Regions from separate parts of the Homo sapiens genome. Here region 1 is linked to region 2. The links are chromatin loops, found by intact Hi-C in ENCODE. Cell type or tissue: endothelial cell of umbilical vein. All regions are shown on one strand. Links, peaks and the distances in the headings refer to the core of each region. The heading gives the core; the rest is flanking DNA. Region 1 overlaps NINL (ninein like). Region 2 overlaps NINL (ninein like).

Region 1 (16,153 bases), core at 4,298-12,297, 89 kb after region 2:
TGAGAGTTACATCATTGGTTTCCCTGGCTCTGAGGCCTTCAGACCTGGCCTCAGCCATGCTATTAGCATCCTAGGACCTCCAGTTGGCAGCCAGCCGGGCACTGGACTTTTCGGCCTCCACAGTCACATGAGTCAGTTCTCCTAACACATCCCCTCTCACATACCTATTATCCATAAATACACAGACAGATACCCTGTTGGTCTCTCTGGAGAACCCTCATACACCACTTAAGGAGTATCTAGAAAAATCCAAAAATAGTTGGGAAACAAAAATGGACACGGGAGGAATATGAAGCCTCTGCCATCTACAGCTACAATAAACATTAAACCCAGACTAACTGCCAGGCAGAGAAACACAAAACCTCACACTAAAGATCCATTTACTTAAGTTCCTATAGCCCAATCAATACATCATGTCCAGCTTTCAACAAACGATTATAAGATAAATTAAAGTCAAGAAAAAAAAAAAGTCTGAATACACAAAGCAAGCATCAGAACCCACCTCAGATCTGACAAAGATTTTGCAATGATCAGACTGAGACTTTCAGATAACTATGATTAACATGTGAGGGGCTGTAATGGGAAAAAGTGGACAACATACAAAAAGATGAGTAAGGTTCATAAAAATATGCAAACTCTAAGAAAGAATCAGAAGAAAATGCTAGAGATCAAAAACATTGTAACAGACCCGGCATGGTAACTCATGCCTGTAATCCCAGTGCTTTGGGAGGCCAAGGCAGGAGGCTTGCTGGAGCCCAGGAGTTTGAGGCTGCAGTGAGCTATTATTACACCACTGCACTCCAACCTAGGTGACACAGCAAGACCCATCTCTAAAACAAACAAACAACAACAACAACAACAACAAAAATGAAAACAAAGCAACACCATTGTAACAGAAATGAAGAATGCTGGCTGGGTGCAGTGGCTCACACCTGTAATCCTACCACTTCGGGAGGTTGAGGCAAGAGGGTCACTAGAGGCCAGGAGTTTGAGACCAGCCTGGGCAACACAGTGAGACAAAAAAAAATCTAAAAATTAGCCAGGCATGGTGGTGCATACCTATAGTCCCAGGAGTTTGAGGCTGCAGTGAACTATGATCTCACCACTACACTCCAACCTGGGCAGCAGAGTGAGACCCTGTCTCAAAAAAAAAATTTTCTTTTAAAACAATACCTTTGATGGGCTCATCAGTAGACTGCTCATGGTAGAGGAAAGAATCAACGAGCTTGAAAATATTTCAATAGAAACTTCACAAACTGAAAAGCAAAGAGAACAAAGAATAGGGGTGGTAGAGTGGAGGAAGAACAGAATCTTCAACAGCTATGAGACAATTATCAAAGGTGTAACACATGCATAATGGGAACATTAGAAGTAGAAAGAGAGGAAGAAATGTTTGAAGTAATAATGGCTGAGAATTTCCCCATACCACAGACTCAGGAAGCTCAGAGAGCACCACACAGGATAATACCAAAAAATCGAGGCCGAGGCCTATCATATTCAAATTGGAGAAAACCAAAAGAAAGACCTAGACCTATCATATTCAAATTGGAGAAAACCAAAAGAAAGACCTAGACCTATCATATTCAAACTGCAGGAACCCAAAACAAAGAGAAACCTGAAAGAAGCCAGAAGAAAAAAAACCCTTAGGAGCAAAGTTAAGTATTACATCAGACTTCTCATATACCATGAAGCCAAGAAAAAGATATTCTATATTTTGGGCCATAAAACATATATCAATACATTTAAAAGAATAGAAATAATACAAAATATGCTATCAGACCATAATAAAATTAAATTAGAATTCAGTAATAGAAAGATGCAACCGAAAATCTCCATGCACTTGAAAATTAAACAACACATCATTTCTCAATAATCCACTGGTCAAAGAGGACATTGCAAGAAAAAAATTAAATATATTAAACTGAATGAAATGAAATGCAACATACAAAAATCTGTGGGATACAGCTAAAGCAGTTCTCAGAGGAAAATTTATTATTAAATGCTTATAATAGAAAAGAAGGGCTTGAATCAATAATTTCAGCTTCCAGCTCAAGTAACTAGAAAAAAAGAGCAAAATAAACTGAAGCAAGCAGAAGAATGAAAATAACAAAGAGGGGAAATCAATAAAACTGAACGCAGAAAAGTAATAGAAAAAAAATCAGTAAAACCCAAAGCTGATTTTTGAAGTTCAATAAAATTGATAAACCTCTAGCAAAACTAACGAAGGGAAAAAAAGAGAAAGAATTTACAAATTTTCATTTGTCAGATCTCAAAAAAAAAAAGACAAACTGCCATTATTGGCAATAAAAGAGAGAATTGTATCTTTACAGATTCTGCAGGCATAATAGGATAATAAACTCCTATTATTTAGGAGTACTAAATAATAGGATACTATAAACTCCACACACATAAATTCAACAGTTTAGATTAAAAGGACCAATTTCTTTCTTACTTTTTTTTTTTAAAGACAGACTCTCACTCTGTCACCTAGTCGGGAAGAGTAGTGGCCTGATCATGGCTCATAGCAGCCTCAACCTCCTCCGCTCAAGCAATCCTCCTACCTCAGCCTCCTGAGTAGCTGTGACTACAGGCACGTGCCACCATGCCTGGCTTATTTTTTAAATTTTTTTGTAGAGACAGTGTCTCACTATGTTTCCCAGACTGGTCTCAAACTCCTGTGCTCGAGTGATCCTGCCACCTCAGCCTTCCAAAGTTCTGGGATTACAGGAGTAAGCCACCACACCCTGCCACCAATTTCTTAAAAACCACAATCAGAACTTTTCCAAGATGAAAGAGATGATCTGAATAGCAGCCCTGAAATTGAAGAAAGAAATTGAATTTGGAATTGAGTGTGGTGGCTCATCCCTATAATCCCAGTGCTTTGGGAGGCTGAGGCAGGAGGATCACTTGAGGCCAGGAGTTTGAGACCAGCCTGGGCAACACATTGAGACCCCTCCCTGTCTCTACAAAATATTTTTTTTTTTCCTGCTGGGTGTGGTGGCTCACACCTGTAATCCCAGCACTTTGGAAGGCCCAGGTGGGTAGATCACTTGAGGTCAGGAGTTTCTGAGACCAGCCTGGCCAACATGGTAAAACCCCGTTTCTACCAAAAAAATATTAGCCGGGCATGGTGATGCATGCCTGTAATCCCAGTTACTAGCAGGACTGAGACAGGAGAATCACTTGAACCCAGGAGGTGGAGGTTGCAGTGAGCCAGGATAGCGCCACTACACTCCAGCCTGGGTGACAGAGCGAGACTCTGTCTCAAAAAAAAAAAAAAAAATTAAATTAGAAATAAATTATATAAATTAAATTAGTAATAGAAAGATACAACAGGAAAATCTACAAACACTTGAAAACCAAACAGCAAGTTTGAATAACTTATCCTGCTGCAGGTGCATACATGCCAAGGAGTTTATACGTGTTTTTATTAAACAAGATAATTTACATTTACCTGGGAGCGTCTGTGATAATGCTTCCCAAGGGAGCGCCACAGTGCTGGGTTGGAGCAGCAGTAGGGTGGGATGCTGGTGCAGAAGCCACTGCATGCCTGCAGCTCTTCCACAGCAGCCAGCGGCCCATGTCTCAGAGCCTGGAGGGCAAGACAGCGATGAATGGAAGTGGGCAGGTCACCTCCTCCTGGGAGGCCCTGCAGGAGGCAGGAGAGATGTGGGTGCAGATATGTTCTGAGCGACACCTGAGAGGCCGACGACTGGTAACCCAGATTCCCTCAGAGGCAGAAGGCATGGCCTGGTGTGGAGCAAGCACGGAGGCGGAGGAAGCAGCCACAGGAAGAGCAGTCCTTCCTGAATGCAGCAGGGCCACAACTGAGCCCCACTACCCTTGTCACTATGGAAATGTCACGACTGTCAAGGAACCACCCAGAGCTTTCTCAGGAGCCTCGCTGGCACATCTGATTCTCTGTCAAAGCTAGGTACTGCAGCCGGGCGTGGTGGCTCACACTTGTAATCCCAGCACTTTGGGAGGCCAAGGTAGGAGGATCACTCAGAAGATGGAGGCCAGCCTGGCCAACATGGCAAAACCCTGTCTCCACTAAAAAAAAAAAAAAATTTTAGCTGGGCATGGTGGGCACCTGTAGTCCCAGCTACTTGGGAGGCTGAGGCAGGAGAATCGTTTTAACACAGGAGGCAGAGGGTGCAGTGAGCTGAGATTGGGCCATTGCACTCCAGCCTGGGCGACAGAGCAAAACTCTGTCTCAAAACAAAACAAAAGCTAGAAATTGCAGAGAAGAATTCATATAGACACCAATATGGTTTGGATCTGTGTCCTTGCCCAAACCTCATGTTCAACTATAATACTCAATGCCGGAGGTGGGGCCTGGTGGGAGGCAACTGGATTGTGGGGGCGGTTTCTCATGGGTAAGCACCATCCCCTTGGTGCTGTTGTCAGGATAGTGAGTTCTCATGAGATTTGGTTGTTTAAAGGCATGTGGCACCTCCTCGCTTGCTCTCTCATGCTCCTGCTCCCACTGTGTGAGCCACCTCACTCCCCACTCGCCTTCCGCCATGATTGGAAGCTCCCTGAGGCCTCCCCAGCAGCAGAAGCCGCTATGCTTCCTATACAGTTTGCAGAACCCTGAGCCAATTAAACCTCTCTTCTTTATAAATTACCCAGTCTAAGGTATTTCTTTATAGCAGTGCGAGAACGAACTAATACAGATACTTTTTTTTTTTTAGCTTTTCCAAAATGTCAGAGATCCTGGGCAAGTAGACTTTTTTTTTTTTTTTTTTTTTTTTGAGAAGGAGTTGCTCACTCTGTCACACAGGCTGGAGTGCAGTGGCGCAATCTCAGCTCACTGCAACCTCCACCTCCCAGGCTCATGCGATTCTCCTGCCTCAGCCTCTCGAGTAGCTGGGACTGCAGGCACACGCCACCATGCCTGGCTAATTTTTGTATTTTTTGTAAAGACGGGGTTTCACCATGTTGGCCAGGCTGGTCTCAAACTCCTGGCCTCAAGTGATCCATCCATCTCAGCCTTCCAAAGTGCTGGGCGTGAACCACCGCGCCCAGCCAAATCCTGGGCAAGTAGATGTTATTATTCTGAAAAAAACTGATGACTGCTCTATAAGTAGGTGTTGTCACCATGAAAGCTCCCCTTTCTCACTCATTAATAAGTAAGCCCCGATGGCTGGCTGGGTGAGGATGCCACAGCTTGCTACGACTATGATGTCTTTACTCCTGTAAGAACCACGTCAAAATATCCAGAAAAAGGAAGGCTGATCACGTAAGGGGATAATCTTGCCTTTCATTATAATAAGCAGGTTTCATAGCCACAGTACTGCTCATCATTAAGGAAACACAAATTAAAACAACTTAAGAAAGGGTTTCCCTCCCTGTCTCACCAGGGGCAAGGTGTCTGGCACGCCAGGGTCAAGGAGTGGGCCTGTGTGAGCCTGGCCAGCCCAGACCCTCCAGCACTCCTCGAAGGAGCCTGCTGGGAGGTTGTGATAAGAGAACTCAGTGCACACCTGCCCCAGCAGCAGCCTGAGTACACAGTGACAGGGCTGCAGGGAGGAAGGAAGGTGGAGACATTTTAGTCCAGAGAGAAGGAAAACAGGAAGACTTGGAAACTCTTCATGGAATGCTATTTAAAAGTTGCTTTAGGCTGGACACAGTGGCTCACACCTGGAATCCCAGTACTTTGGGAGGCTGAGGCAGGTGGATCACTTGAAGTCAGGAATTTCAGACCAGTGTGGCCAGCATGGTGAAACTCTGTCTCTACTAAAAATACAAAATTAGCTGGGCATAGTGGCACACGCCTGTAATCCCAGTTACTCAGGAGGCTGAGGCAGGAGAATTGCTTGAATCCTGGGAGGCAAAGGTTGCAGTGAACCAAGATCACACCACTGCACTCCAGCCTGGTCAAGAGAGTGAGACTCTGTCTGAAAAAAAAAAAAAAAAAAAAAAAAAAGGTTGCTTTAGCTCAGCAAAAAATCAAAATCCTAACAAAAGGGAAACACATCACGGTATATATTTTCAACAGCACTGAAGCTAACAGGCCATGTACTGTGTCAACATGCAGACACCTGTCTATAAAAACACTAACCAAGAGAACTCAGCAGAAGCCTAGCACACACAGCTTTCAACTCTGCAGAACGCATGTGCAGACACAGGAGGACATGAGGACAGACCCTGCAGGGTCACCACAGCATCTTAGTAATACAGTCTGTTCCTTTAAGTTGCCTAAGTTTATACTTTTTTGAAGTGTTTGCACATTTTGCCATTCTGAGTAGTTTTTTTTTTTTAATGAGACAATTGTTGCAATTTATTTTTGTTTCAGTCAAGTGACCTTAAAGGTTGAGGGGAAAAAAAACGGCCCCAGGAGATTTTCTTAACACTCCCTCCCTGGGAGTGCAGTGCTGGGGCCCACTCTCTGAGCTGTCAGAGCCACTGGAGAGGTGTCTCTACCACTGACCCCTCACTACGGTGCTTGCTTTTGTAATTATCTTTTGGTGATATAAAACTTGTATTTCTTGAGTGCTCATCATGTACTGGACACATTCCTAGGCACTTTGGAATTTATCCTTCTGAAGAAGGCACTATTATTACCCATTTTACAGGTGAGGAAATTGAGCCACAGAAGAGGCTAAGCAATTTGCCCAAGGTCACAGATCTGCTAAGTGAACTCACAGTGAGTGATAACGCCAGAGTTGGAACACAAACCTTTACATACTGCCCCATACCTACTAACAGCACACAAGCATATAAGGTAGTTTTGATAGTTTTCTAAAAGTTTTTCCATGAAATAAGTACAGGAATTTGATATCCAAAATACACGGAAAATGTCTCTTCCAGCTCTAAATCAACCTGAAAAGCCCTAGTGTCATGTAAGAATCTGTATTAGTAAACTGAATTATAAGGAAAGAATATTAACTTGCTTCCTCCCCAGAACAAAAAAGCAATACTTCAACCAAACATTCCACGTCCCGGTCCATTCTATCCATCTGTTATAAAACTGAGACACTTTCTCTTCCCCAGAACCTGGGTGTAACCTTTCTAGTTTCATGTTGACTATAAAGAAATAAAAGAATAGGCCAGGCGTGGTGGCTCACACCTGTAATCTCAGCACTTTGGGAGGCCGAGGCGGGCGGATCACCTGAGGTCTGAAGTTCCAGACCAGCCTGGCCAACATGGTGAAACCCTGTCTCTACTAAAAATACAAAAATTAGCTGGGCATGGTGGCACATGCCTGTAGTGCCAGCTACTCGGGAGGCTGAGGCAGGAGAATTGCTTGAACCTGGGAGGCGGAGGCTGCAGTGAGCCGAGATCACACCACTGCACTCCAGCCTGGGCGCCAAGAGCAAAACTCCATCTCAAAAAAAAAAAAAAATTAAAGAATAAAATAACATAGCCTATAAAATCTATGCTGAAAAATCCTAAGAACAGTCTACCCCTTTTCTCATGATTATTCCAACTTTCATATCTGAAATTCCAGCCATGCGATTAGGAGCCTAGAGGCATAACACACAACACTGATGCTCTTCTACGCTCTCTACACGTATCCTAAAGTGCACAGACTCTGACAGAGGCCTGAACATTTGGGGTTTCTATTTCTAAAGAATGAGCCTGCTGTGAAGGTCAGTGTCAACACCAACAATTCAAAGGCCCTAAAAGAGGATTCAGAATTGCCTGTCAACCTAAATGTAGATAAAACACAGCAATCTGAGGAGCCCATTGATGGGAAAATTACCATATTTTGCTATTGCAACTACTTGAAGTCCATGCCAAACAAAATAAACTAAAATAAAATGTTACAATCCTGGGCTGATGCAGTTTCCCCTGAGTCAACTAAAAAGACTTTGCATGGAACCATTTCTAAGTCTGACACACATAGAGTTCAAGGTCTGAGGAGACCTGAAAAGTTTCCAACATGGCGGTGACTAGGGACCCTGGAGCAGACAAGAGCCTGGAGCATCAGGCCATAGCCTGTTCCATACAGCACACCTGTTCCTGGTGGTCAGGAATGAATTCCCTGCAAGCATCCAGTGTAAAAATCACCCAGAAACAGGAACCAATAAGGGAAAGAAACCTGGGAAGGAGTGTGGGGAGTCAGGAAGCAGAGAAACCAGCCACACCCCTGCCCTTCACTGACGTCTGCGCTCAGAGCTGTTTGCCTAAAGTGTATCTGTTATTTGAATGATTCTAGTATAAATGACTGTTTCAAAAGTCCCCTATTTTAAATCACAGAATTTTAGAGCTTTATGGCACCTTAAATTCCCTTGTCCATTATCTCAACTGACTCAGGAAAACTATTCTCACTTGACAATGGAGAAAATGAAGCACAGACATCTGGATCCCAAAGTCATTTCAAGAAACAAAGCTAGTGTCTGTGCCATGGCATGGCTGGGCAAGGGCCTTGTGCCCACCACCGTCTTTTTTTTTTTTCTAGGAGAATGCTTTATTAGGCATAAAAATGCCATTGAAATGCTTTAAAATGCAACAGGAGGAGATGTGAAGACCCAAAGAACAAGTACACAGTGACACATGGCTATCAGAACACACGAAGTAAAGAATCCACACCGCTTCCACCCTTTACCCAGAAAGGGAAGGATCCAGGCCACCTCCTCCTCATGCATGCCCCACTTTACAGGAAGTGTCCACATCTCCCCTCCTAGACAGGTCCTGGAGCTCCTCCTGTTGGACCTTCTGGGGCCATCGGTGGCTAAATATCAGGTTTCTGTTCCTTGAGGGAGGAAACAGAGGAAGCACAGATTGGCATGGTAGATAGAGGTGCAGACAGAAATCCAGTCTGGAATATGTTGAGTTTAATGTAGCTACATGGTATGGGGGTGGAATCCTTGAGTGTAGATGTGGGCATGAGGGGCTGAAAAAATGTCACATGCAAAGCTCCTAGGAGTCTTCTTTTTTCCCACCTCCTCACATAACAGAGCCAGAGAAAAATACAGTATTTCATCAAATTTGAGATGCCACTAATTCTAAGACAAATGATGACGAAAAACTGCTGTCAAAATGTGACCCAGTGCTAAGATGGCATCAGTTTTTAAATGTACCCCCAAGTCAAAAATACTATCAAGCAAAGAAAAAAAAAGGTTTATCTTAGAATAGATGAAATATAGTAAACTTTTTATTGGTTGGAGGTCTTTAGATGGCAGTGAATATAGGACTAGCTTTTTAACTTGTTATTCTGAAAAACTTTCAAATGTATAGAAAATTTAAAAGAATAGGCCAGGTGCGGTGGCTCACACCTGTAATCCCAGCACTTTGGGAGGCCGAGGCGGGCGGATCATGAGGTCAGGAGATCGAGACCATCCTGGCTAACATGGTGAAACCCCGTCTCTACTAAAAATACAAAAATTAGCTGGGCGTGGTGGCAGGCGCCTGTAGTCCCAGCTACTCCAGAGGTTGAGGCAGGAGAATGGCATGAACCCAGAAGGCGGAGCTTGCAGTGAGCCGAGATTGCGCCACTACACTCCAGCCTGGGCAACAGAGCGAGACTCCGTCTCAAAAAAAAAAAAAAAAAAAGAATAGGCCAGGTGTGGTGGCTTGCGCCTGTAATCCCAGCACTTTGGGAGGGCAAGGTGGATGGATCATGAGGTCAGGAATTCGAGACCAGCTCGGCCAACATGGTGAAACCCCGTCTCTACTAAAAAGTAAAAAATTAGCTGGGCATGGTGGCGTGGGCCTGTAATCCCAGTTACTCAGGAGGCTGAGGCAGGAGAATTGTTGGAACCCAGGAGGCAAAGGTTGCAGTGAGCCGAGATCGCGCCATCCAGCCTGGGCGACAGAGCAAGTACTCAGTCTCAAAAAAAACACAAAACAACAAAAAAAAAAACTTGTAAGAATAGTACAAAAAATTCTCCAATACTCCCTCACTCGGCTGGCTTCACCACCTGTTTCCACTTTTCCCCTTTACCACAACCATTTTGTCATTTTCTCTCCCTCACTTCCTCCCTCCCTCCATATCATCTATCTACCCCTGCTCCTCTCCTTCTCCATTTGAAATCGGGTATCAGACTTTGTGCCCCTGTATCCCTAAATAGTTCAAAATGTATTCACTAAGCTCAAGGAGACAGTCACAGTACAACAAACTAGGGAAATTTGACATTTATACAATCCACCATTCAGATCAAATTCTGTCCATGGTGCCAACAATGTCCTTTACAGCTATCTTTTTCACCCCAGTCCAGTTTCCAATTCAGAGACAAGCACTGTACACGGTTTTCCTGTCCCTTTAAACCAGACCATTTTCTCAGTCTCTGTTTCTGAACTTTGAAGTCTTTGGAGTAGACACAGGCAGGGCGTTATGTAGAATGTCCCAGAGTCTGTCTGGTGTCTGCACAATTAGATTCAAGGGTGGCAGGAACACCTGGGTCAGGTGTGTCCTTGGCACATCTCATGGGGGGCACAGATGTCTCATAACTGGTGACAGTAACTGCAATCGCTTGGTTAGCATGGTGACTGCAGCAGGGTAGTCACCTTTATGTGAGTTTGAATTATGAGAAGTTTATTCATTTTTATTTTATTTTACTTTTTTGAGACAAGATCTTGCTCTGTTACCCAGGCTGGAGTGCGGTGGTGCATCCCCACTCACTGTAGCCTCCACTTCCCGTGCTCAAGTGATCCTCCTACCTCAGCTTCTCAAGTAGCTTGAACCACAGGCACATGCCACTGTGCCTAGCTAATTTTTCATTTTTTTTTGGTAGAGATGGGGTTTCAGTACATTGCCCAGGTTGGTCTCGAACTCCTGAACTCAAGAGATCCTCTCACCTCAGCCTCCCAAAGTTCTGGGATTACATGCATGTGCCACCGTGCCAGCCTGAGAATTTTAAGTGGTGAAAGTCTACAATGATAAGAGTCTTACTTTATGTGCACAGTTGGAAATAATAAAAATTCAGTAAGAATTTAAAATGTATCAAGAATTGCTTCGCTTTAAAGCTGTGCAACAGTGTACACTATCAAGTACAGTTTAAAACTTTTGCCACAGAGCAAGGCCTGGCTGGTCTTGAACTATGCAGGCTGTGGACTGTGTCCACTTCAGACCTGCCCCTGCAAACATCCTGCTTGACACAGTTTCCTGAGGAACCGTACCAGAAATCAGTACAGGCCATTAATGTAGATTGTGGGGTTCCGAAATTGGGCATCCACGTTTCTGTCCCTACCCAGAGTTGGGGAAAATCTCAGCCTGTCACTTACCTTCATTTGGGGCCTTGGAGAGCAGTGACAACGTTGCCTGAAGCAGGGAGCTAACTGGCCGGGCTGCAGCCCGCCCTCTGGAGTCCCTGCTGGTCATCCCAGGACCGTGGGTACTCAGTTTTACTCACTGGTCCACATGGAGACACGCGTCCCCAAGTCTGTTCAAGGCCCTGCCGCCTCTCCTGTGTTGGAGACCTGGCACGCTACCCACTTCTGCCTGCCTGGTTTTGTCCTCCTCCCGAGCATGGCTGGAAGTCCCAAGGCCACGTGGCCGGACAGTCCAGCACATCCCTCCTCAGGTCACTTGAGTACAGGACAGGCAGAGGCCTTCCAGATACAAGGAGCTCTCCCTGGGGTTGGGACAACCTACTCAAAATCTGCACCGAGCAGACTCTCCCTGTTGATTTTTAAATAATTAATAGCTGTTTACTACATTCCTATGCCCTTGAAACGAAAACTCCAAGTTAGTGAATATTGCACTATATTGACTGATGCTGGTTCTCATGTTTAGGGTCTGACACCACCCATGACTCTAAGGGGAACCTGGAGGTCCTCTTTGTGAATAGAGCTCCTGTGAGGTCCATCCTGGCGGGGGAGCCCACCACCCCTCTTTGTGTGGGGCCAGCAGAAGCTCGGGGCTTACTACTGTCCTAGTCCCAGGAACAGACTCATTTTTCTGAAATATTTTCTTTTCTTTTCTTTTTTTTTTTTTTGAGATGGAGTTTCACTCTCGTTGCCCAGGCTGGAATGCAATGGCGCGATCTCGGCTCACTGCAATCTCCACCTCGCAGGTTCAAGAGATTCTCCTGCCTCAGCCTATGGAGTAGCTGGGATTACAGGCATGTACCACCACACCTGGCTAATTTTGTATTTTTAGTAGAGATGGGGTTTTTCCACGTTGGTCAGGCTGGTCTTGAACTCTCAACCTCAGGTGATCTGCCTGCCTCGGCCTCCCAAAGTGCTGGGATTACAGGCGTGATTTTTTTTTTTTTTAGACGGAATCTCACTCTGGCGCCCATGGAGTGCAGTAGCGCAATCTTGGCTCACTGCAACCTCCGCCTCCCAGGATCAAGCGATTCTTCCATGTCAGCCTCTGGCGTAGCTGGGATTACAGGTGTGCCCCACCACACCTGGCTAATTTTTCTATTTTTGGTAGAGACGGGGATTCACCATGTTGGTCAGGCTGGTCTCAAATTCCTGACCTCAAGTGATCTGCCCGCCTCAATCTCCCAAAGTGCTGCGATTACAGGTATAAGCCACCTCGCCCGGCCCTGAAATGTTATTTCCATGGGCGCACACACGCACACAAAGCCACAAAAAGCAAAGCACAATTCATTAAGTCCTTAATACTCTTGCTTAAAAATGGAATTTGATTAGCTGGGCGCAGTGGTTCATACCTGTAATCCCAGCACTTTGGGAGGCTGAGGCAGGTGGATCATGAGGTCAGGAGACCGAGACCATCCTGGCTAACACGGTGAAACCCCGTCTCTACTAAAAATAGAAAAAATTAGCCGGGCATGGTGGCGGGCGCATGTAGTCCCAGCTACTCAGGAGGCTGAGGCAGGAGAATGGCGTGAACCTGGGAGGTGGAGCTTGCAGTGAGCGGAGATCGCCCACTACCACTCTAGCCTGGGTGACAGAGCGAGACTCCATCTCCAAAAAAAAAAAAAAAAAAAGGAATTTGATCAAGCAGTAAAGCTCAAGCAAAATTAAATTAAATTAAATTAAATGGAGTCATGCACATGCCTGTAGTCCCAGCTACTTGGGAGGCTGAGGTGGGAGAATGCTTGAACCCAGGAGTTCAAGTCAAGCCAGGCAACACAGTGAAACCCTGTCTCTAAAACATAAATAAATAAAATAAAAATGGGACTTTGAGCTAACAGTCCTCATACTGCTTCTCAACCAGCATGTGTAGACAGGATCACATAAGTCACAGCTTTTCTCTAGCACTGAAAATACCTCATCTTCTTGTTAAGGTAAAGAAATGATATAGTCCCTCGGAGGCAGTAAGGGATGTTGGAAACCCCACTGTGTTGGGAGGCACAGCAGGGGACATGGAATTTGCAGAGCCTCTCCAGACCGGAGCACCCCTGACCTCCATGTGACCCTGAGTATGTTATTATCCTCTCTGACCCTCGCACTCTCTGTGTGTGAGATGGGGGCAACAGTACACCCCGGCTCAGCCTCCTGCTATGAGTACTCCGTGAAAGAATTTAACAAAAACACTGAGAACAGTGCCTGGCACCTACTGAATGCTCATTCAAAATTTAAAAACAAAACACCAGGAGACCTGAGCTCCATTTCTGGCAGCCACAACCAGTGCACAAGTCATGCACGGGGACTGGGCACAGGTGACACGCTACCTTATGGTGAGGCTCACACAGCCCCCACGGACCAGGCACCCAAAAGCCTGTCCTTCCTGTCCCCACACCCCCACGCCACCCTGCCTCTGGAGACAGCCGGGGGAGGCCTCCTGGTGACTGGTTCAAATGGCCCAGGACTCCACTACCCTGGCTGGGGGCACCAGCTGTCACTCCTCATTCTTCAGAGAGGCACAGAAGCCACAGAAGCCAAGCTCCCTCTCTCCATGGATGTGAGAGGCTGTGTGCAGAAGAGAAGCCACCTGCGTCCCTCAGGGCCACTTCAACAATGGAGCAGCCCATCCTGAGGTCTTCGGTGAACTCCCTGTTTATTTAAGCCAGACTGAGTTGGGTTTTCCAACACTAGTGGCTAAAATATCCTAACTGATATACTCTACAAATGTAAAATTCTTTACCAGAGGCTTAAAAACTGAGAGATTTTGAAGAGTGATTGCCCCTCAGGTCTCTGACCACTCTTAGAAACTCCAACAAACCAAAATTGTTACTTTACTCAACAAAGCAGATCCAAAAATAAGGTTATAAGAAGATGTGTGGGCTGGGCATGGTGGCTCAAGCCTGTAATCCCAGCACTTTGGGAGGCCGAGGCGGGTGGATCACCTGAGGTCAGGAGTTCGAGACCAGCGTAGACAACGTGGTGAAACCCCGTCTCTACTAAAAAATACAAAAATTAGTTGGGCGTGGAGGTGGACACCTATAATCCCAGCTACTCAGGAGGCTAAGACAGGAGAATTGCTTGAACCCAGCAGGCAGAGGTTGCCGTGAGCCAAGATTGCGCCATGGCACTCCAGCCTGGGCAACAGAGTGAGACTCCACCTAAAAAAAAAAAAAAAATGTAATGATTGCCCCTTATGAGATACAAAGTAACAATCAATGCACAAAAATTGGTATATCCTAGAGGTTCTCAAACTTGATTGCTTCAGAGGTACCTAGAGAGCTCTCCTGTTTCAGAAACTAACAAATGACTTCGACTCCAGGGAGACTATACAGCAGTCTTGAGGGAAACGGGTCACCTCGCTTGGAGGATGATGGAAGGCTCCATTATCTTTCTGAAGTCCAAGGAAAGACAATCGGGTTCAGAAAGGGAAGTACAACCAGGCAGCGCCAGATGCATGCTTGAACCTAGGTCAAAAAAGGATGAAAATACAAGCCATGCTCTAAAAGACTCCTCTGTCCCAGAAAATTGTCTGTCCATTCACAAACAACAATAATCAGAATCCAGGAGGCTCAAAGTTGCCCCAAGGTGGGAGAAGGAAAGCCTGCCTCCAAATAGCTCCAGGTAGAGTATGACCCAAACTTTTGGCCTCAGCTTGTGAGTAACCAAATGTCTTGGCCTTGGGCCTGAATTCCTAATCTGCACTTGAAGCCAAGGACTAAGCTAAACTCAAACCTAGATTCCAGTTACAGCCACCGCGGCTTAACTACTTACACAATAACCAAGGAATGGAACAGCAAAGTGGCCACAGCGCTGGAAATGCCTTCCAGGGCAGAGGACGCTATTACCTGCAGCTAGGAAGCCATGCCAGTTCAGGTGTGAGGCCAAGACACTGCTCCTGTTTTTGCTTCCTGCTTCCAAATCTGTCTTGTGCCAGGAAAGAGGAAAGCTATCTAGTAGCTACCTGCTCATGGCAAGATCCAAAAGTAGGCTGGGTGCAGTGGCTCACGCCCGCAATCCCATCATCGCTTTGGGAAGCCAAGGCAGGTGGATCATTTGAGGTCAGGAGTTTGAGACCAGCCTGGCCAACATGGCGAAACTCTGTCTCTACTAAAAATACAAAAATTAGCTGAGCGTGGTCAGGCACATATAATCCCAGCTACTCAGGAAGCTGAGACAAGAGAATCGCTTGAACCCGGGAGGCAGAGATTGCAGTGAGCCAAGATTGTGCCACTGCACTCCAACCTGGGTGACAGAGCGAGACTCCTTCTCAGTTTAAAAAAAAAAAAAATCCAAAGGTAAATGTCCACCATAGAAAGAATGTGCTCACAGAGCCCCGCTCACATGCTCTAAGTCTCAAATGCCACATGTGCCATCTTCTAAAAAACTTAAAAAGAGTCATTAGTGGTTTAAATGATGACAGATTGAATTGATCTGTATTGGCAAATAAAAGTGGGATATGTGTGTTTATGTAAAGTTCAGGTGCAATAAAAATTAGCGGATAACTCTTTTTTGTAGAATGAGAAAATAGCAAGCCTTCTCCAAGGAACTTGAACTCACTGTAAAAGGGGAAGCTACAGACACTGTTGGAACTTTGCCATTCTTGTTATTCTATTTTCCATCACCAAATGTTCAAAGGATACCCAAACATTAAAAGACTTACAACATGCTCTTAGCAAATGACCATATCAATTCACCCACCTTAGAGCAGTCCTATAAATCACAACATATGGGATAAGTATGAGTTAGCGAAAAAGTTTCCATTGAAGTTAATATAAACTGCTCAATTAAATTTTGCTCAAGTCCGGCCAGGCGTGGTGGCTCACGCCTGTAATCCCAGCACCTTGGGAGGCCGAGCGGGGTGGATCACGAGGTCAGGAGATGGAGACCATCCTGGCCAACATGGTGAAACCCCGTCTCTACTAAAATAAAAAAATTAGCTGGG
Region 2 (16,153 bases), core at 1,928-9,927:
GTGTCCTGCAGCTGCTCCTGCAGGCCCCAGATGACCTCCTGAGACTTCTCGTGGAGCTCCTCCAGGTCGGCCTTCTGACCCTCCAGCACGCTGACCTCGCGCCTGCGAGCCTGCTCCATGTCCTTCCTCTCCTTCTCAAAGTTCCTTTTCAGTGCCGCAATTTCCCTTTCGTAGTAATTTACCTAAAACGAGAAACATGAGCCCCGTGGACCAGGAGACCCTAAGAATGATCTTGCTGCTGACGTAACACAGAAACACGAAGCTGCCTGGCACAACGTGCAAAGACCGGCATCCTGGCCTGCCGAGGTGCCAGGGTGTGCAGAAGGGGACAGTGACATGAATGTTGGTGGTGCTCCCCAGGGCCTAGTGAGGTGTGAGTCACCTATCCCCCCTGAGGCAGGGCGGCAGGCAAGACAGGCAGGAAGCTCGGGGCTCACTGGAGCATTTGGCCAAGCACTGCAAGGGACGCAGAGGGTGGAATCTTTACAGGACCTCGGGGTGGCTCTGAACAGCGTGGAGGCCCTCAGTGGAAGGAATACCATTCAACTATGGGTGGGCAGGGCTCGCCGGAGCTTCCAGTTAATCCTTCAGGGATCCCCAGGGCATGGCCACAGGCAGCTCCACCTAGCTGGTACCCTGACGGAGGAACTGGACACACAACAAGTCATGGACACTGTCCCTCAAAAGCCACCACAGTCTAGGAACAGAACAGGGCTAAGTTCATCCTGACAGTTTCATCCAGGGTGGCCCTGGCCTCAAAGCCACTGAGCTACCCAGGGGGCAAATGCCAGGTCGCTCAGGCTTGGAGCACAGCCAGTAACTGATTCCCACCCACAGACCAGCAAGGAGGGCTGGCCACGGCGCTGCGCTGCCTCAAGTATCCCCTTGTGACACTCCAGAGTATCACACCATTCCCTCCCCATCAGTCATCCTATGTCCTGTGTCCTTCCAAAGAGGGTTTGGGCAGCATGTCAGTTTTATTGCATTTCTCTACAAACTTTCCTCCCCAAAGGGGCTCACAATGAGACAAAGGATTCCAGGGCAGACGCATGTGGAAATGTCAGCGTGCCCAAGTAAAGCTGCCCAACACACAGCAGCTACTCCCCCAGGGCCCCACAGCCCCATAATCCCCTCACCTTGGTCTCCAGCTGGGTCCTGAGGTCTTGGTAATGCTCCTTTACCTGCTCCATCATCAGCTCCGTTTCTATACTCACTGGAGCAGAATTACCCAGGAATGAAATGCCTGCAAACAAGAGGCCACTTCCGTTTGTCACACTGAGGATGCCACGGGGGCCCCTTCCAAACCTTCCAATCTGATATTTTGGCATTGGCATCCATGAGGGGCAGGTGGTGCTGGCTGTGAGGATGACGCTGCGTCCTTAAAGTCAGCACTCGTCAGTACATAGCATTCCGTTATTTATCAGAACACTCAGAGATGAGACTAGGTGGCTCCCCACATGATTCACAGGAGCCCCTTTAGTCCCTAAAATATGCTGTGCTATGGTACATTTACTGCACCCTAAATCCTGTTCCCTGAAGATGCCAGGGTCACGGAGGAAATGGAAGGACATAATGGCCTGTGGCACAGCAGATGCCCGGTGGTGCAGAGCTTTAGATGATGTGCCGATGACCACAGCTGTGTGCACGGAGGTTATCTATCTATTTAGATAACCTTTCCTTGGTGGCCCTACATTATTATTTCATCACATAAACGATGCCAAGTTCTGAGAGGCAGTTCTGGCACACTAACCCCTGCTGGAATTAGCGCTCTGAGACTGACGGGCAGGGAGGTGTGACAGCCAGCGGCATCCAGGTGGGACGTCAATGGGGCTACGGACCCACAGGCACCACCCTGGGTGCAGGCAATCCTGGATATGTGCGTTTCTGGGATGGGTGGCCGGTGGGGTCTTGCACCTCCCTGCAGCTTCCTGAGAGTCTGCCAGCTGTTGGGGTGGCGCCTCAGGAGCCTGACTCCAATCCAGGAGCCAGCAGGGGAGGGGGTGCCTTAGGGGTCCCAGGAGGTCAGTCTCACATGCACAAAAGCCCCGACTAGGCTCCCCTATGAGGTTCCCATATTGGCCTATTTTTTTTTATTTCATTGAGTAAACAGTTTCAGGGCAACAGGAGAACTCTGAAGTTCTCCCGGGGTTACAGATGGCAGCAAAATCTTCTCTGAGGGGCTGAGGTTGCCATGACGGGGGAGCGAGGGGAGCAGGTGGGGCTGCTGGGTCCCCATGGGCCCCTGTCACAGCAGTGGACACGGAGCCATGTGCATTGTATGCTGCTATTGAGTGGGCAGAGGCCACCCCATCCTCCAAAGGGAGCACCACAGACCTCAAGGGCGGCTGCAGCACCTGGACCCCCATTCTCTCTGCAGAGGAGCCAGAGACACTTCGATGTGGGTTCCGGGGACCCTGGGTCCTTGGAGCTTGTCCTAATCCCATTGGCTGCGAGCACAGGGGCAGTTGGCCAGGTGGGGCCGCTCCCTTAGTGCTTGGTGCCTCCCTGCCTCAGTCAGACTTGGGGGGTGGTGCCAGCTACCACATCACCCAGAAGCAGCAAGGGTAAGCCCCGACAGCCTCTGTCTGAACAGGCCTGAGTACTGGGAGGCCCCAATGCATTCTCCGGGATTTAGCTCTTCTCAGTCTCAGCAAGTACCGTGTCACTGAAACAGCTCTGAGATGTGGGAACAGCCTGGGCCAGCCCTGGGGCTGCCCACCTTCAGCGTCCCTTCCTCCTCCCTCTGCAGGTGACCTTCCGTGTTGCAAGGTCACCCTGTGGCATCCCTGGATCCTCCTTGGAAAGTCCCTGCAGAGCAGACCACCTCCCTTCAGGTCACAGCAACATCATCATCTTCATCATCTCCACTCTCTTTTCCTGGCTCTGGGCCTTGTTGTCAACAGCAGGCCTTGGGTCAGCCCCCTCCCAGGGACGGGCTCCTACCTGCTGGGCCGAGTCCAGGGAGCTGCCGTCTGCGCCCATCCGGGCTCCATGAGGGGCTGTGCCGGTTCTTGGGCAGCCGCGCCCACAGGCCTTCCAGCTCAGCTTGCAGCTCATCGTTGCGGTCCTGCAGGTCCTGTGGGGACAGAGCCAGCCACCTCCTCTAGCAGCTGCAGCCATTCAGCCCAGCGAGCTGGCCGAGCTGGCCTCCAGGGGGGTCCCTTGCAGGTGAGGTGCACTGTGAGGTGAGGGCCTGTTGCTTCCCAGCTTCCAGCAGGAAACCATCTGGATTTTAAGTCGCTAACATCATGGTGAGATAAGCCAAAACAAAGGTCCTTTCTTGACTTTCTCACTTTTAAAAACTTTTATTTTTACTGTATTTTATTTATTTAGAGACAGAATCTTGCTCTCTTGCCCAGGCTGGAGTGCACTGGTGCAATCTCAGCTCACTTCAGCCTCCTTCTCCCAGGTTCAAGTGATTCTCCTGCCTCTGCCTCCCAAGTAGCTGGGATTACAGGTGTGCGCCACTACGCCTGGTTAATTAATTTATTTATTTTTCTATTTTTAGTAGAGATGGGGTTTCACCATGTTGGCCAGGCTGGTCTCGAACTCCTGGCCTCAAGTGATATACCCATCTCAGCCTCCCAAAGTGCTGGGGTTACAGGCGTGAGCCACCATGCCTGGCCCTTACATCACTTTCTATCACTGTTATATGGGAGGGGCTCAAAGAAAAAAGTGAGGCAGCTCCTGGGGAGAAATGTAGAAAATGCAGAGTATGGCCGGGCATGGTGGCTCACGCCTGTAATCCCAACATTCTGGGAGGCCCAGATGAGCAGATCACCTGAGGTCAGGAGTTTGAGACCAGCCTGGTCAACATGGTGAAACTCCATCTCTACTAAAAATACAAAAATTAGCCGGGCATGGTGGCATGCGCCTGTAATCTCAGCTACTTGGGAGGCTGAGGCAGGAGAGTCGCTTGAACCCAGGAGGCAGAGATTGCAGTGAGCCAAGATCATGCCATTCATTGCACTCCAGCCTGAGCAAAAAGAGCAAACTCCATCTCAAGAAAAAAATAAATAAAGAAAAGAGGCCAGGTGTGGTGGCTCATGCCTGTAATCCCAGCACTTTGGGAGGCTGAGGTGGGCAGATCACGAGGTCAAGAGATCGAGACCATCCTGGCCAACATGGCGAAACCCCGGTCTCTACTAAAAATACAAAAACTAGCCAGGCGTGGTGGTGGGCACCTGTAATCCCAGCTACTCAGGAGGCTGAGGCAGGAGAATCGCTTGAACCCAGGAGGCAGAGGTTGCAGTGAGCCGAGATTGTGCCACTCCACTCCAGCCTGGTGACAGAACAAGACTCTGTCTCAACAAAAAAAAAAAAAGAAAAGAAAAGAAAAGAAAATGCAGAATACTGTCACCACCAGAAACTACAGTCTTTGTTGGAACTGCAGTGGTGCTGCAATGTGCATGTCAGGCAGTGCCCTGGGTAAGGATAGGATTCCTTCCTCAGCGGCCACTGAATTTGCAAAGGGTTCTGCAGCTTTAACTACCAAAGAGGAAACCATTTGCTTCAGATCATATGCTGCAAAGCAGAGAACATGTCAGAAAGAAAGGATGATGTTGGTAAGGAGACACTGGAGCAGGTGGAGGCCGCGTGGGCGGCGGGAAGGCTAGGACACCATGGCAGGGTGGGTGGAAGCTTCAGGGGAGGCATCTGCATTTGTGGCCAGCTTAATTGTGCTCCCACTTTAATGAACTACGTCCTAACCAGTATGCTCAGTCACTTGCTCTTTAAAGGGACAGGAAGGGCAGAGTTTCTAGCCCACTTTCTTAGACACCTCCCAGGGTCCTGCAGACCTTCAGGAAGCAGACATAAACCAGGCTGTGCATGCTTCCCCATTCACACGTGGCTGGGGCCTCGGTCCCCAGCCCTGCAGCCTGAGTGGGACTTGTGACTGCTTCGACCTAGGAGACAGCAGAAGTGATGCCACGGGACTTCCAGGAACACGACATCCACCCACTTCTGCTGGGACATTTGCTCTGGGGCAGCTGCCGCCACCATGCTGTGATGAAGCCCAAAGTAGCCCTGCAGAGGCCACGTGGAGAGGCCCAGATGGAGAAGGGAGGCCCCAGCCCACACGGCACATCATGCAATATACCCAGGTAACAAACCTGCACAGGTACCCCCAAATCTAAAATAAAAGTTGAAAGAAAAAAAGTTTTTAAAAACACCAATATCCTTGTTACAAAATACAAAGAAACCCCAAAAGTGAGTTTGCAGAGATCAGGTGACATACAGTGGGGAGGGCTCAGGGTGATCCTTCTGGAATCTGGAGACCGACCAGAAAGATGCCCTCAGTCAAGACACAGCGACCCCTAGGAGCGAGCAGCATGCCAGGCACCCAGATCCTGTCTCTAAAACCATTCCCTCAGGAAAGGAACCAAGACTCCTTGGAGAAATGGCAGATTGTGGGCAGGTGCTGGGGCATCTCATTATGCCAGCAAGTGTGGAAACATTTGACAAAACAAGGCAGCAGCCAACACTGCGGGGCATGCCGCGGCACAGCAAGCAGCCGAGGACTCTCACTTGCCAAATCTTGCACAATTTGGGCACGAAAATAATTAAAAACCATAGGGAGGAAATGGGAATTCATGAGTCCATACCAGTGATTGGTACATGTATGGCTAGATCTGGACGGACAGGATTTCTCTAGCTTGAGTAGAATGCCAATGGCATGGACAGATGTGGAGGGGCTGCTAAGCAGGAAAATCATTTTGCAACCATCATAGTAAAGACTGAATCAGGCAAGAATCACCAGTGATGCTAAATCCAGGGAAGATTCTGATGAAGGCAGTATATTTGCATGGTCTTAAAGTGTCTTTCCACTGACTGTGTAATATTAATAGTTGCAGGGGAGAAAAAATGGTGATTACCGAGCAGAGAAACCAGGCGACACCTCGGTTGGGAGATCAGAAGCAACACCAGCGAGCGGGGCACAACATCACCCATGTGCTGTGCCAGCTGAGGATGCACAGCCTCAGTGCTGTGAACAGGAAACATCAGAAACACACAAAACGGGAACGTTGCTATGAAAAAGCGAGGAGGACAACATTCCTCAAAAATATCAATGTCATAAAGACAAAGAAAGGAAATGAGTCAGAATAAAGGATATTAAAGAAACAATCTGGCCCTGGGTAGATGCACTGAGGGAAGCAGAACTCGGCCAGCAGGTAACATGTTGCTTCGATGGCAGTTCATCAAGCATGCCTCAGTCATGAGAAAATATTCTCATTCAGTCAGGTGCTGGGAAACTTACTCTCCAGGAAATAAAAGCCCTCGCTTGTGGCTTTTACAAATTTCTGTGGTTTAAAGCCTGTATCAATTTGAAGCCTATCAAAGGCTTAATAAGCAATCTGCAAATCCTTGAACTCTGCATGATCACCTGCAGGAGCAGGAAGCTGCACAGCACTGCCAGCAGAACGGGAGGAAGTGTTTCTTAGGAAGTGCACACAAGCACTGGGCCGTGAAGGGTCAGGATGTGCATATATGACCCTCGGATGCTAAATCATGTTGTTTAGCATCTTTATGGGTACTTATACACCTTTTTCTTATTAGGTTATGTATTCATATTTGGAGAGAGTTTTTATATATTCTGGATCCAAGTCTTTTATCAGATAAATACATAATCACAAACATTTACTCCCATTTGTGTCTTTTGATCAGTGGGTCTTAATTTTTATTAAATCAAATGTTATTATTGTAAAAATCTATTATGAACTAGGCTTTAGAAGGTATAGTAAATAAAACTTGGATGTCATGAAGATCACAGAATTTTCTCCTTTTCTCAGTGGATTCTACAGTGTTCTGTCCAGGGCCAGGTGCTGCCTTCAGTTGTCCTGTTCCTTTAACATCCTTGACTCTGAAACATTCCCACAGTCTTTCTTTGTCTTTTATGACATTGATAATTTTGAAGAACACTGTTGTTCCTGCCCATTTTTCATAGAAATGGTCTCATGTTGTGGTTTGCTGATGTTTCCTTTGGATTGAGGCTGTGGTTCAGAAATAACAATGTCTACACGTTCACATCCACACCAACACAGCCAGTGAGCAGGTATGCTAAGGCAGAGGCAACAGGGTGAAATGTGAACAGTTGCATGTGGGTAAAGGGTACACAGACACGTGCTCTGTGCACTAGTTTTGTTTGTAACTATGAAAGTTTGAAATTGTTTTCATATAAAAAGTTTTTAAATATTCTAAATGTTAGCTTGAAACAGACAAAAAAATCCAAAAAAAGGAAAGGGGAAATATCTGAATAAATAGGTTAGCATTTAAATATAAAATATCTCTGCTGTTTCAAAAAATAAAATTGAAAGAACCCCAGATGAAAAGAATAGCATGTCTTTAAGTAACAGAATCATGTTAAAGAAAGAAGGGTTTTAAATTTGAAAAATCCAGGGCACTAAAGGAATCTATTAATGGAAGGTTATCTCTAGGTTCTGAGTCTGCTCCAGCAGCTACCAGAGGAGGAAGCCAGCAGCCCACATGCAGCTGCAGTCCTAGCAGCACACCATCTGGACCCCATCCGCATGGCAGGCCCCACCCACCCCACACACACCAGTCGAGGCAGAAGGAAGGCGACACCGCTCATCACACATAGGATTTCAAAAGGAGAATGAGACGTGCAGGGAACAACGGCAGGGTGCCCAGATGGAGGCAAACCACAGACAGGAAGGGGTAATCACAGCCACTGAGAACACAAGCTTGGGCTCACCTCGATCCTCTGGGGTTGCAAAGCAACGTGCGGCAGGGACAAAGTCAGGGTCACTTTACATGGGAGGGAAATCATTCAGAGTGAATCGAGAATAGACCCTTAAAATCGAACAACAATGCTTTATCTGGTTCTCTGGCTATAGGGCAGCCCATGAATTACCAGCTTAACAGACACATATTTTCCCTATAATACCTGCTCAAATTTCAAATCCTGTGAAATTACTTCACATCGATTGCTCACTTAACAATGACCATCACAGTATCCCCAGAAACAATCACAGATTTTCAGCACAGGGTGATGTGGCCTTAAGATTCACACACGGAAAGAATGAGCTGTAACTAAAACCAGTTGTGCTGTGGCATCACCACCCAAGGTAACTAAAGATTATCCACCGGGTAAAATTAAGTCAGTTTCAGATCATCACCCGTTCATATAGCTATAAACTATGGTTGCCCAACTTGAAAATTTTTATTAAAATTATTATTAAAGCTAACTTGCAGGAGAAATGAATGAGTGAACAGTAAGCAAGCTCTACTGATATCTTTAGGTTTTTTTCTCATTTTTGCTGGGTGGGGGGATTATACAGGGTCTTAAATGGCTGTTATTTGTGGATGCATATGACTTATCTGTTCACCTGGCAATGCTGCCTGGAAAGAATTCCATGCCTAAAATCATCCACTTCCATGTTATTTTCAAGCCTATACAGGGTTCTGTTAGAATAACAGTCATAACATGCCCAGCCGTTCCTGATGCTGACAGCTTGGCTGGGTTCAGTGTCTATTGTTACAACTTGTTTGGACCTAACCCTCTGTATGCCAGGATGTAAGAGGGGCAGGTGGGTCAAGGACTGGGGTTTTTGATGGTGAAAAAAATGTTTCTGTACAAGTTTTACATAAATTAACTTTTGGTAAATTAAAACCTAACCAGGAGCTGCCTATGAAAGAACCATGTGGTGAACGACCTTAGAGATAAAGTAACTTTTCTGTATTGTTAATAATCGACCCAACTCAACTCTAGTTTGTTTTCTTCTACACAGAATTTTCTTCCGCACAGAATTTCTTCTGCGGGCCAGAGCAGGGTGGGGTGAGACCATGGGGAGCTGGCTGGGCCAGCCATCAGCTCGTCTGCAAGGCGGCCTTCAAGGCACTGGAACCAGGCTTTCCTCACAGAACCACTCTTGCAGATCTAGAGAAACACCCGAGCTTTAAAACATTCCACGGTCTCTGCGTGCTCAGGTGAGCAGGGAGGGGAAGAAATGGAGGCTTTGCAATGCCCCAGAACCTGGCAGCTTGCATTTAAAATGTGCCAAGGAGGGTGGTGGTCCAACCGCAGGCTCTGAACCTGAACAATCAATCACTCTGTGTCATACAGCACCAGAAACACAGGCTGTGAGGGTGGGCATCCAGGCCTCCCAGCAGCCCACATGTGGCCCAGCGGGGCAGGTGAATGTGTGGCACGCCGAGGTGTGAAGTGACTTCCTTGCGCTCATTCTCTTTTTTTGGGGAGGGATGGAGTCTCGCTCTGTGGCCCAGGCTGGAGTACAGTGGTGCGATCTCGGCTCACTGCAACCTCCGCCGCTTGGGTTCAAGTGATTCTCCTGCCTCAGCTTCCTGAGTAGCTGGGACTACAGGCGTGCAGCACCACACCCAGCTGATTTTTGTATTTTTAGTAGAGATGGGGTTTCACCATCTTGGCCAGGCTGGTCTTGAACTCCTGACCGCATGATCCACCCGCCTCGGCCTCCCAAAGTGCTGGGATTACAGGTGTGAGCCACCGCACCCGGCCTCCTTCACTCATTCTCTTTCGGGGCACGTGGCAGTTCCAGATGCTCTGTGTCATGTGATATCATGATGGACTGACGCAGCAGCAGGTTTGAGCATCCCGTCCTCTGTTTGGCCAGCCAGTGAGGAGGCTGGCGAGAATGCAACACCACGGCACATTCCTGGCTAGTTTTTATTTCTTTTGGAAAACAGCTATGTTCCCCAAAATAGGCTATTTATGTTAACCTGTTATTACATTATTATTCTTAAATAAATTAATAAATTTAAAAAATTTCCACTTTAATTTTTACCATGGTAAATATTAAATTTAATCCATATAACCTACATCAACAAAAGCTCTTTGGGGTCCTTGAGAACATTAAGCGTGTACGGGGGTCCTCCTGGGTTTAAGTTTCATTCACTGCGTCCACTGCGCCCTGCACTCCTATGTCTCCAACTGACAGACGGACACGCATGGCAGGTTTGGCCCAGGAAAGCTAAACATGAACAACAGAAGACAACAATGCCCTGCATGGTCCCTGGACACACAGAGGCGGCCTTCAGGATAGGTGGCAACGAGAGCCAGGGAACCCTAAGTCTAGGAGTGTGGCAAGGCCATGGTCAAGCATGGCCGCAAGCAGAGGCTCTCCCTGGAGCAGACACTCCTGCGTTACTGTGGACCACCTGCGTGTGGAGACCCAGAGCCTGGACATGAGACTAAAAGGCAGACAGAGCAGGCACGTACCCGGCACTTGAGCTCGTATTCCTTCAGGACTGCTGCGAACCGCTCCTCCTGGGCCAGGAGCTCTGCACTCTGTGGCTCCAGCTGAAAGGCAGACACAAAGGAAGTCACGGGTGGGCCTCGGGCCAGAGGGGGACCTGCTTCTCCAGCCCCTGGGCTCCAAGAACCTGCCCAGCTTCTGCCAACACCAGGCGCTGCATCTCCAGGTATAGCCGCCATCCCCCCTCCTTCTCCTTACTCCCCCGTCTAGAAGGTCACAAGACAGAAGGATTTTCCAGACTTAGATCTAAGGTGGCCACACTCATCCCTGGAGCCCAGACCCTGACCCTGGGCAGCCCCTCTCCCCATCCTCCTCCCTAGGTGACACCCAGGGAAGGCCCTGCCCTCCCTCCACGCCCCCCACCACTGAGGGCTGTCACTAGTGAGCAGTTGTGCTGTGTGGGCAGACGGCCCCCCACATTGTCATGCAGAGGAAGCAGAGGGAAGGCCTCATGCTGACTTTCTCTTCATTCTAAATTTTAGGAGAATACCGCATTCTGTGACCTGCCGCATCTCTCCCTGGCCACCCCCGCCACCCCCACTCTGCCCAGCAGGCCCTCCCCTCTGGAGGCAGACTGTCAGCAAAGGGACTCGCCTTGTCCTTCAGCACAAACTCCAGGTCCTTCTGCAGCTTCAGGGCCAGCCTCTCCGAATCCGAAAGCTTTTCCACCACTTCCACAATCTCCTTCTGTAGGCGACTGTTTTCCTAGGAGACACAGGCCAGTGGCTCATCAGGCTCCTGCAGGACGGAGGGGATGTGTGCAGGATGGAGGTGAGAGGCTTGCTTCTCATAGGACTGGGCATCAGGAAAGAACCCCCACCCACCGCAGGCGAGGCACCTGGTGCTGTGCAGGCGGCTGTGCCGGGGATGTCCCCCACCCTCCCAGGACAGACGCCAGAGCCCACCCAGACTGTGGCTACCCCATCGTCTTCACTTCTCTTGTCCCCTCCCTTACCCTGTGCTCAGAAAGGCCATGAGTCATACGAGAAAGGGTGGAGAGCCGGGCACGGTGGCTCACGCCTGTAATCCCAGCACTTTGGGAGGCCGAGGCGGGCGGATCACAAGGTCAGGAGATCAAGACCATCCTGGCTAACATGGTGAAACCCCATCTCTACTAAAAATACAAAAAATTAGCCAGGCGTGGTGGCGGGAGCCTGTAGTTCCAGCTACTCAGGAGGCTGAGGCAGGAGAATGGTGGGAACCTGGGAGGCGGGGCTTGCAGTGAGTGGAGATCATGCCACTGCACTCTAGCCTGGGCGACAGAGCGAGACTCCATCTCAAGGAAAAAAAAAAAAAAAAAAAGAAAGGGTGGGGAATACAAAAGCATTGCAAAAGTATTATAGAAAAGGCATCCTTCCAGAGCCATTCCTGAACCAGGGATCAGATATCGTACCAGGACAGCTCAGACAGCCATTGCCAGGGGAGGAGGCAGCATCTGTAGACGGTGGGGGACTGCAGTGAGAAGGGTGGAGAGCAAGGCTGTTGGGGGGCTCAGGCTGCCCAGCCTCTCCTCCCGGGAGGTGGGGCAGGTGTGGGGAGTTAGGAGAGGAGGACACAGGCAGGAGCAGAGCAGGGACCAGCACAGCAAGGGCCAGCACCTCTGTCCCGCTGCGATGCCTCACTGGAGTCAGTATCAGGGGACAGTTGTGAGACACTCACCAAAGCCCATCAAACCCCATCAGCTCCAGGCCACAAAGCCAGCCTCGGGCAGGCTGGGCTTTAGGTTCTGGTCTCTTTGCTGCCCCCATGGGTGTTCCTGGTTTCTGGGGTTGAAGCAGTGCTGGCTGCGGGTGCTGGCCCTCCCTGACCTCAGGTCCACCTGGCCCAGAGCAGAAAGTGGGAGTGGTGGGGAAGGAGGGGCAATGTCCTGCTGGCAAGCCAGGACCCCTTCTGCTCTGCAGCAAGTGGGACACCTCCTCACTGCAGCAGGTGCTCCCTCGGGCCCTGCCCTGAAACATAAGCTTGAGGGCACTGGCAGGTGTGGATCTGGATCCTCAACCAGGATGACGTGGGTGTGGGGAATGCTCAGGCACCCCCCCAGCTTCCTGGATGCCCTGGGGATGCCCCTACCTTCAGGGCCAGGGTCAGCTTCTCGCGGAGGCCAGCCTCCTCAGCCTGCAGGCGCCCCACGTCCCACTCCAGCGCGGCCCTCTGCCTGTGGGCCTGCTCCCAGAACAGCTCTCGCTCCGCCTCCACCTCAGACCGCAGGAGGCTCAGCCTTTCCCGGTACCCCTGCTCCAGATGCCTGTAACATGTCACACATCACACGTCAGACATGTCATGTCAGGGCTGCCCAGGCCCACGCCACCCCCTTCCTAGCCTCCTCCCTCTTAGAAACGCCCCTGTCCTCAGCACGTGCAGGGCCGCCCTGCCTTGGCTGAGCTGCCCATGCTGGGAGGCAAATCTGAGGGTGGGTGCTCCTCCCTCACAGGCTGCTGGAGGTGACCCCAGACAAGGGGATCTGGTGGGTCACATGGCAAATGCCACCAGCTGCCCCCTCACAGCGAGGAGCACAGCTCCCTGGGGTGAGTCCCAAGGTGGCCCCTCCACCCGGTGTGCATGGCAGGTAACAGCCCTTTGATAAAGACTTTCGATACCAAATGCACATGAAAATCACCTCCCTCCCAAGGAGGGAGGCAGCATGAAACCCATGGACAGTGAATTCCCAAAGCAATCTGAGGAAGAGGTGGGGGATATTTTTTTCTCAGCTGCTACATTCATCTTTTACAATAACTGTTTCCATTAGCAGGAAAAACAGTGTTCAACGCTCAGTCTCATCTCTTTCTGAAACAGCAGCTTCACTGGAATTCTCAAACCACGTCTACCCAGACTGAAGACCAGCGAGGCTCCTACTTCTGCAGAAGCCTGGTGACGCCCATAACCAAGTCCGAGACACCTAAGCCCCAGAGCCCGGGCTTTTAATCTTGGCTTAGAACTTTAAAGAAACAACACTCAAAAGGGAAGAGTATGAAGGAAGTACAATAATCTGACTAATTTAATACTCCATAAATCTTTTGGGGTAGTGTTAAAGCTACATATTTCCTATCAGCCTACTCTTTAAAAACTTTTGAAATATACAAAAATAGGGAAATGGTTAAATAAATTATGGCAGATCCACACAAAGACCCAGGTGAGATGCTCTGTGGCCATCAGAAAAGCATATGCAACATGGTGTCATTTTTTTTTTTGGAGACAGAGTCTTGCTCTGTCGCCCAGGCTGGAGTGCAGTGGCGGGATCTCAGCTCACTGCAAACTCTGCCTCCCAGGTTCACACCATTCTCCTGCCTCAGCCTCCCGAGTAGCTGGGACTACAGGCACCCACCACCATGCCCGGCTAATTTTTTGTATTTTTTAGTAGAGACGGGGTTTCACCATGTTAGCCAGGATGGTCTCAATCTCCTGACCTCGTGATCTGCCTCCCAAAGTGCTGGGATTACAGGTGTGAGCCACCACACCCGGCCACAACATGGTATCATTTTTTTAAGAATTATGTGCATAGAAAAAAAAGGTGAAAGATATATAGGCAATGTAAAGAGTGATACCCCCGGGAAAGTGAGATTTCTGGTTTTATTTTTCCTTTAATTGTACTTTCTAAAATGTGTGCAATAAACATGTATCACTCATTACATTTATAATAAGGAAAACCTAATGCAATAATAAAAGCTACTTACAGAAACCTACTCATAACTCCCATTGCTCATGGGACAAAACCCAAGCTCTCAGGGCCACGTGGGTTCTGAGGCTGCAGCTTAGCACCTCGAATGCATCCCTCCACCAGGTTCCAGGACAGAGTGTTTCCAATCCTCTAACCCTGGGAAAGACAATTCACACAAGTCTTTCCAAATGGCTGGGAGAGAATCAAGGTATACACGTGTGGACAGAAGCAAATCAGTTCTCAGTTACTCAAACTGAGTATGAGTCAACTTACTTCCAGCTTTGAACACAAGTGTCTCACAAGGAGCACTCTTGTCTAGGGGCCCTGCTAACCCCAAGGCTGGGATGAGGCTGTGCTCGGGAGAACGAAGTCGCTGGAGGTCAGAACCCAGCCCCTCAGGTCCTGAGAGGCAGCACCAAGATCCCTGTGGCACCAACAGGGATAGGTGGATCCCGATACTCAGGATGAAAGTGAGAGGTGGACGAACCGAGCTTACAACAGAGCCGTCAGGAGAAAGGAGGGGGCGTCCAGGGAGAGGAAATGAGTTCCTGGAGCTCCCCGTGGGTCTCCCTGACATACTTTCAGCTCCTAAATGTTAGCAATTGTCTCCTCTGGAGATCCAAGCTGGCCTCATGTGCGCTCCGGAAGGCAGGGAGCTATGAGAACGTCTTAAGCAACAAAGTCAAGGTCACCTCCCCCAGGGGCCGGGGGGCATCTTTTGGTCCCTCCTCTAGGAATTCCCCAGCCAGGTGGGAATGATAACGCTACAAGGCTGGCCCAGAATAGTTCAGCTGACGGAGACCACAGAGACCCTCCCTGCCCACAGGAGCAGGGATACCGCTTCCTAACAAAATGCCTTCCAGGCTCAGGGCAGGGAACTCGGGCCTTGAGGCCTGGCCCAGCACCTCCATGTGGAGGGCAAGGGCCCCAGCCACTGCCTGCACCTGTCCCTGTACCTGGCTTTTCGCCTCACCAGACACCTCCTCATGTTTGGTTAAAGGAGACTTGACTTTTAGCTTCCCTGAAAATGACCACAGTCCCACAGGGGCTTCCCACCACCACCACAGCCACAGGAGCCAGTGGCACCAAGAACGTACACTCCAGGGGGCCCACAGGCCGCACAGGCCCCATGCATGTACACAGCACCCCCCACTGCACCCCATGGGTCCCATGCACACAGTACCCCCACTACACCCCACAGGCCCCACACACACTCACAGCACCCACATAGCACCACACAGGCCCCACGCACACTCAGCAACCCCACTCAGCACCCCCAATGCACCCCACAGGCCCCATACATGCACACAGCACTTTCCACTGCACCCCTCTAGTCCCGGAACACTCACAGCACCCCCACTGCACCCTACAGGCCCCAAGCATGCTCAAAGCACTGACATGGCACCACATGAGTCCCACATACACTCACAGCACCCACATGGCACCCCATGGGCCCCATGTACACGTACTGCACCACCGCTGTACCCCACATACCTGAGGTCCCATGAACGCTCACAGCACCCTCATTGCATCCCACATGCCCTTGCACTCCACAGGCCCCATGCACTCACACTAACTCCCCACACCATGTAGAGGCACATGTAGATCTGGACCTGCTGTGTACAGCCGTCCCCAGCCAGCCCTGGAAGGAAAGGGCACTTGGGAGGTGCAGGCGAACAGAGGCGGGGTGAGGCCCCGCCCTGTCCCAGCCACCCCCTATGGACTGAACCATGTGGAGGTGGCGGCTGCAGGAGGTGCAGCGGGGACCCCCTTCTGCCCAGCACAGATCCGTGGAAACCCTGAGGACATGGGTTATGGAGATGGGGGGCGCCCACTGGCCTTAGAGCTGGCCCCGGACTGTGCCTGGCTCTGGAAGGCCTGAAGGAGAGTGGCTGGGCTCTGCCCTCATGCTTCTCCCACCTGAGGCTCTTGCTCCCCAGAAAGCTGACCAGTGGCCTTCGGCTGACCCAGAAACAGTGTAAGGCCAGGAGAAGGGAGACCTGGGTGTCAGCTTCACACACGCACGCTCACTGCTGCGGGACTGGGCCAGTTACTGAGCTGCTCCAGGACTCAGTTTGTTTGGCTGAACAATGGGGATAAATGGCCTATTTGGTCCCAGTGGCTGTTACGTGAGGCGACCCCTGGTGCACACAGGAGACACACCACAGCTGTCTTCACCAACCAAACTCACTTCTCCAGAGGCCACGGACCCATCAGTAGCCCCTCAACCCCTGGAGCCCCA

Evidence for each region. Hi-C counts contacts between places; a loop is a spot of excess contacts. Peaks named below come from ENCODE experiments on the same cell type or tissue, not always from the same donor. Only the 100,000 strongest peaks of a DNase experiment are listed, where the experiment ranks them.
Region 1: it touches region 2 in a loop (3.0-fold over the local background); 5 of 110 quality-filtered maps call a loop at or near these places.

Annotation. Positions count from the first base shown.
Region 1 is chr20:25,565,962-25,582,114 of GRCh38, forward strand. All of the region lies in intron 1 of NINL (ninein like), which reads right to left. Among named protein-coding and RNA genes, the nearest start is that of NINL, 11 kb to the right of the region's middle. RefSeq lists a silencer at 13,152-13,446. In endothelial cell of umbilical vein, for the core only: a CTCF peak has its summit at 8,656; DNase peaks (open chromatin) are centred at 5,480, 7,790 and 8,650.
Region 2 is chr20:25,479,025-25,495,177 of GRCh38, forward strand. NINL (ninein like) reads right to left here. Exons shown (of 24, transcript NM_025176.6): 11 at 12,327-12,501; 12 at 10,851-10,961; 13 at 10,220-10,300; 14 at 2,944-3,076; 15 at 1,137-1,243; 16 at 1-182. Among named protein-coding and RNA genes, the nearest start is that of GINS1, 79 kb to the left of the region's middle. In endothelial cell of umbilical vein, for the core only: no CTCF peak of the experiment used is centred there; DNase peaks (open chromatin) are centred at 6,077 and 8,497; H3K27ac peaks cover 1,995 bases.